Regions from separate parts of the Homo sapiens genome. Here region 1 is linked to region 2. A link is an interaction called in ENCODE POLR2A ChIA-PET data of the cell type or tissue named here. Cell type or tissue: MCF 10A. All regions are shown on one strand.

Region 1 (2,500 bases), 320 kb after region 2:
TGTGTTCCTCCCAAGAACGAATTCCTGATGCCCCAGAGGTGATCATAATCCAGAATTCTGTATTTCCACTAGGCCGTTCTTGCACTGCTATAAAGAAATACCTAAGACTGGGTAATTTATAAAGAAAAGAGGTTTAATTGGCTCATGAACCTGCAGGCTTTACAGGAAGCATGGTGTTGGCATCTGCTCAGCTTCTGGGGAGGTCTCAAGAAGATTAAAATCATGGTGGCGGGTGAGGGTGGGGCAGGCACATCACATGGTGAAGGCAGGAGCCAGAGAGAGAGAGTATGTGTAGGGAGGTGATACACATTTCTAAATTACCAGATCTGGCAAGAACTCACTATCACCAAGACAACACCAGGCCCTGAGGGACCTGGTGTTTTGGATCATGACCCCATGATCCAAAGACATCCTACCAGGCCCCACCTCCAGCATTGGGGATTACAGTTCGACATGAGATTTGGGCAGGGACAAGGATCCAAACAATATCACCTGTTTTCTTATATCCCTAAATGATGTGTTCTTATTATTGCTTGTTCATGACTGACCTTACATTATGCATACATTTGTCTAATTTTAAAAACTGCCAAGCTGGGTGCAGTGGCTCACGCTTGTAATCCCAGCACTTTGGCAGGCCAAGGCTGGAGGATCTCTTGACCCCAGGAGTTCAAGACCAGCCTGGCCAACATGGAGAAACCCTGTCTCTACAAAAATACAAAAATTAGTGAGTGTGATGGTCTGCGCCTATAGTCTCAGCTACTTGGGAGGCTGAGGTGGGAGAATCACTTGATCCCAGGAAGTTGGGGCTGCAGTGAAGCAAGATAGTGCCACTGCACTCCAGCCTGGGAAACAGAGTGAGATCTTGTCTCAAAAAAAAAAAAACAATAAACAAAATTGCCCGTCACCCCCACTAGAATGCTAGAATGAAAGCCGTGTAGGCAGAGACTTGGTCTTATGTGCAGCTGTATTCCTAGTGCCTGGCCAGTGCTCAGCACAGAGGAGATCCTCAGGAAATATGAGAATAAGCTTTTTTGTTTAAATTCTTGCCCTAAACCAACATTTTTCTTTTTTTCTTTTCTTTCTTCTTCTTTTTTTTTTTTTTTGCCTTTGACATGCTGCTATTCTTCCATATCAAATTCATGGCCAACTTTATTTTTATTTTGTGTAGAATTGTTTTATAACAGCAAGTGAAAAGCACAAACTCCATTATAGATTGTACTTTCTTGGGAAATGGATTCAAAGAGGACTTTTTGGCTGGGTGCTTTGGCTTGTAGTGCCAAGCCTGCTTGTTTTTCTCAAATCCTTTGGACTTTTCCATGTGTTGAACATTTTATTTCAGTGTGTTCAATGCTTTCACCAGCTCACTCAGTGACCCATGTGGAAGACTGCAGCATATAACTTTATTTGGTTCTGTACATATGACTGTTTACTATTTACTAGATGTCTCTACCTGATAGCCAGGGGACATCTCAAACTCAGTGTCTAAAATGTAGCTCAATCTGTCTGGCTTTCTAAACCTGCTCCTTCTCCTGCTTTTCTTATACCAATGATTGGACTAAGAATCCATCCCGTTACCCAATATCTACCTGGGATTTCAAGCCTGAGACCCAGATTCATTCATGACTCCTCCCTCTCCTCTTCTTTTCCAATCCAGCCATCACCGAGTTGCTGCCTCTGCTTTCTAATTGCGTCTTGAATCTGTCCTTTATTCTCCATTGCTGCAACCGTAACTCGCCTCTGTTCCTTATAACTGATTCCTCCAATATTGTCCCCGCCTCCAAATGCATTTTCCTCACAACAGCATGAGTGATAACTTTAAATGTGAATCCAATTATGTCCTCTAGTTCCCTCTGCTTAAAATCATTCAATGGCACCCCACTACCCTGGGTTAAAGATTAAACACATTTATCTGGCCTGTTTATCTATCCCGTTTTATTTCACCCCACCCACCAACTTCTTTCAGTTTCTTGAATGTGCCTGGCCAGTACCTGGAACTTTCTTCCCCTAACCTTTATTTGGATAATTTTGACCAATCTCCTGGGCCTCAGCGCAGATATCATTACGTCCAGGAAGCCTCCTTGAAGTCCTCTCTGCTGTGAGTCTACAGCACACTCTATTTGCCCATCATGCAGGGCATTGGGTATTACATGGTAATTTCACTGTCAATTATGAGGACAGGGATATGTCTCTCTTGTTAATTATAACCTTTCCCAGGCCTAGCATAATGTCTGGACAAAGGAGGAGCTCAGTTCACATTTGTCGAATAAGAGAATCCGTTTTGTTTCACACGCCAGTCTTCTTGCTTGCTTGTCTGTGGAACATCTTCCACATATTTGCAATTGCATCTTCCCAGGCAAGCTTTTCTGGATTCTCCGGTTACTGGTTTATGCCTTGCCTCTCCTGCTAGATTGCATTCTCTCAGAAGGCAGAGATTCTGACTTATGTTTCTTATTTCCTACACCACACAGGTATAGCACCACACACATAAAAGACAACCAAT
Region 2 (2,500 bases):
GTAATCATAGCTCACTGCAACCTCAAACTCCCTCCCTAATTCCAGCACTTTGGGAGGTGGAGGTGGGCAGATTGCTTCAGCCCAGGACTTGGAGACCTACCCTGGGCAACATAGACAGACCACGTTTCTAAAAAAACAAACAAACAAAAAAAAGAGGCTGGGTGCCCTGGGAGGCAGAGGTGGATGGATCACTTGAGGTTAGGACTTTGAGACCAGCTTGGCCAATACGGTGAAACCCTGTCTCTATTAAAAATACAAAATTAGCCGGGCGTGTTGGCACGTGCCTGTAGTCCCAACTATTCTGGAGTCTGAGGCAGGAGAATCGCTTGAACCTGGGAGGCAGAGGTTGCAGTGAGCCGAGATCATGCCACTGCACTCCAGCCTGGATGACAGAGGGAGACTCCATCTCAAAAAAACAAAAACAAAAACAAAAACAAAATATCTACAAACAATCAGTGGAGTATACCTATTGGGTTGCTATATTTTTTATTTTATGTTTTCAATTGTTTTTGGGGAGCAGGTGATTTTTTTGTTGTGTGGGTATGTTCTTTAGCGATGATTTCTGATGTTTTAGTGCACCTGTTCCCCGAGCAGGCATACGTTGTACCCACTGCACCCAAACTCATAGCTCACTGCAACTCCCAACTCCCAAGCAATCCCTTGCCTCAGCCTTCCAAAGTGCTGGGATCGTAGGCGTAAGCCACCATGCCTGGCTCCATGTTTTACCTTTTGAAGAACTGCCAGACTGTTTTCCAAAGCAGTGAAGCACACATTTTTGCAGTAAAGCAAGAAATTTTATAAATGATATGCCCTTTCCACAAGTTCCACTTTTTATCCAGACCTTCTCCTAAGGGCTGATCTCTGCAGCCTGGAGCCTCCAGGTGGGCAGCCTGCCTACAGTGCTAAGGGCAGGTTGATGGAAGAGAGTGGGAGGGACAGCAGGGGGAGGAGAAGAGAAAGAGCAAGGCAGAGAGAAAGAAGAAATGGGTGACTAAGGCAGGAGTAATAAAACGTTGAGCTACTGGGGGCAGTCCACTCCTAAGCCCTAAATTTTAAAATATATTTGTAGTATAAGTTTTCTGAGCAATTCTTTCAAGCGCTTAAAAGGAGGGGTTGGGGGATTTGAGCTCCATGTAGAATGCTGAACACTGTCATCAGCTGTGGCTGGTTCACAGGATTACTCATGTCCTGCGGTGAAGGGCAGATAGGAAAATGACTCACTTCACATACAGCAGTGCCCCTCCACCCTGACGCACATAAGAATCACCTGGGAGCTTTTAAATACTACCGATGCCAGGACCTCATGCCAGAGATTCTGATGGACTTGGAATGGGGTGGAGCCTGAAGGCTGGCCTATTCTAAAGGCTCTTCAGGGATTTTTAATATGCAGCTAGGATTGAAAATCACTTACGTAGACATACAGTTTTTATGTTTTAACAAATACTTTTAAGGCAAACAAACTACTGGGATGATCTTTGGATGCACCACAGAACTTTTTCAGAAGCATTTGGGCGTCCCAATGATTTCTACTTCTAAAGAGTGCTAGTGAATGAGGGATTTTGATTGAGGGCTTACTTTGCTGCCTTAGTGTTCTCTCCTAACCAGAAGCCTTTCTGTTTTGGAATCATGGAGCACATCTTTTGTGGGCTGCGAAAAGCTCTAGGTGGAAGGGAAGAGCATCAGGTGGTGAAGCTGAACCAGGAGAGTCTAAAAACCACGTGGCCTCTCAGGCACCCTTGAGTCTAGAGGGAGTTCCCTGATCTTACATTTGAGAGTGATTCTAGGGGTAAGTACTTTTTTTTTTATAACTTTTTTTATTGCAAAGATAGTTTTTGATTATTATAGAGCAGAACTGGTTGATGGGCTTGAAATTTTATATTTTTCTCTAATTAAAATATCTACAAACAGAGGCTGGGCGCGGTGGCTCATGGCTGTAATCCCAGCACTTTGGAGGCTGAGGTGGGCGGATCGCTTGAGCCTAGGAGTTTGAGACCAACCTGGGCAACATAGCGAGACCACGTCTCTTAAAAAAATTTTTTTTAGCTGGGTGTGGTGGCAGGTGCCTGTAATCCTAGCTGCTCGGGAAGCTGAGGCTGGATAATTGCTTGAACCCAGGAGGCGGAGGCTGCCGTTAGCTGAGATCGCGCCATTGCACTTCAGCCTGGGCAACAAGATCGAAACTCCAACTCAAAAAAAAAAAAAAAAAAAAAAAAAAAAAAAAAAAAAAAGGCCGTGCGCGGTGGCTCGTGCCTGTAATCCCAGCACTTTTGGGAGGCCGAGGTGGGCGGATCACCTGAGGTCGGGAGTTCGACACCAGCCTGACCAACATGGAGAAACCCCATCTCTACTAATACAAAATTAGCCAGACGTAGTGGCACATGCCTGTAATCCCAGCTACTCGGGAGGCTGAGGCAGGAGAATCGCTTGAACCTGGGAGGCGAAGGTTGTGGTGAGCTGAGATCGTGCCCCTGCATTCCAATCTGGGCGACAAGAGTGAAAC

Evidence for each region. Peaks named below come from ENCODE experiments on the same cell type or tissue, not always from the same donor. Only the 100,000 strongest peaks of a DNase experiment are listed, where the experiment ranks them.
Region 1: POLR2A ChIA-PET joins it to region 2 with 5 read pairs; 3 of 35 experiments call an interaction of 5 or more read pairs at or near these places.

What each region holds. Positions count from the first base shown.
Region 1 is chr1:200,161,869-200,164,368 of GRCh38, reverse strand. All of the region lies in intron 7 of NR5A2 (nuclear receptor subfamily 5 group A member 2), which reads right to left. Among named protein-coding and RNA genes, the nearest start is that of NR5A2, 140 kb to the right of the region's middle. In MCF 10A, no CTCF peak of the experiment used is centred here; no DNase peak of the experiment used is centred here.
Region 2 is chr1:200,482,388-200,484,887 of GRCh38, reverse strand. LOC124900414 (a long non-coding RNA gene) reads left to right here and starts at 1,382. Exons shown (of 3, transcript XR_007066784.1): 1 at 1,382-1,786. In MCF 10A, no CTCF peak of the experiment used is centred here; a DNase peak (open chromatin) is centred at 1,237.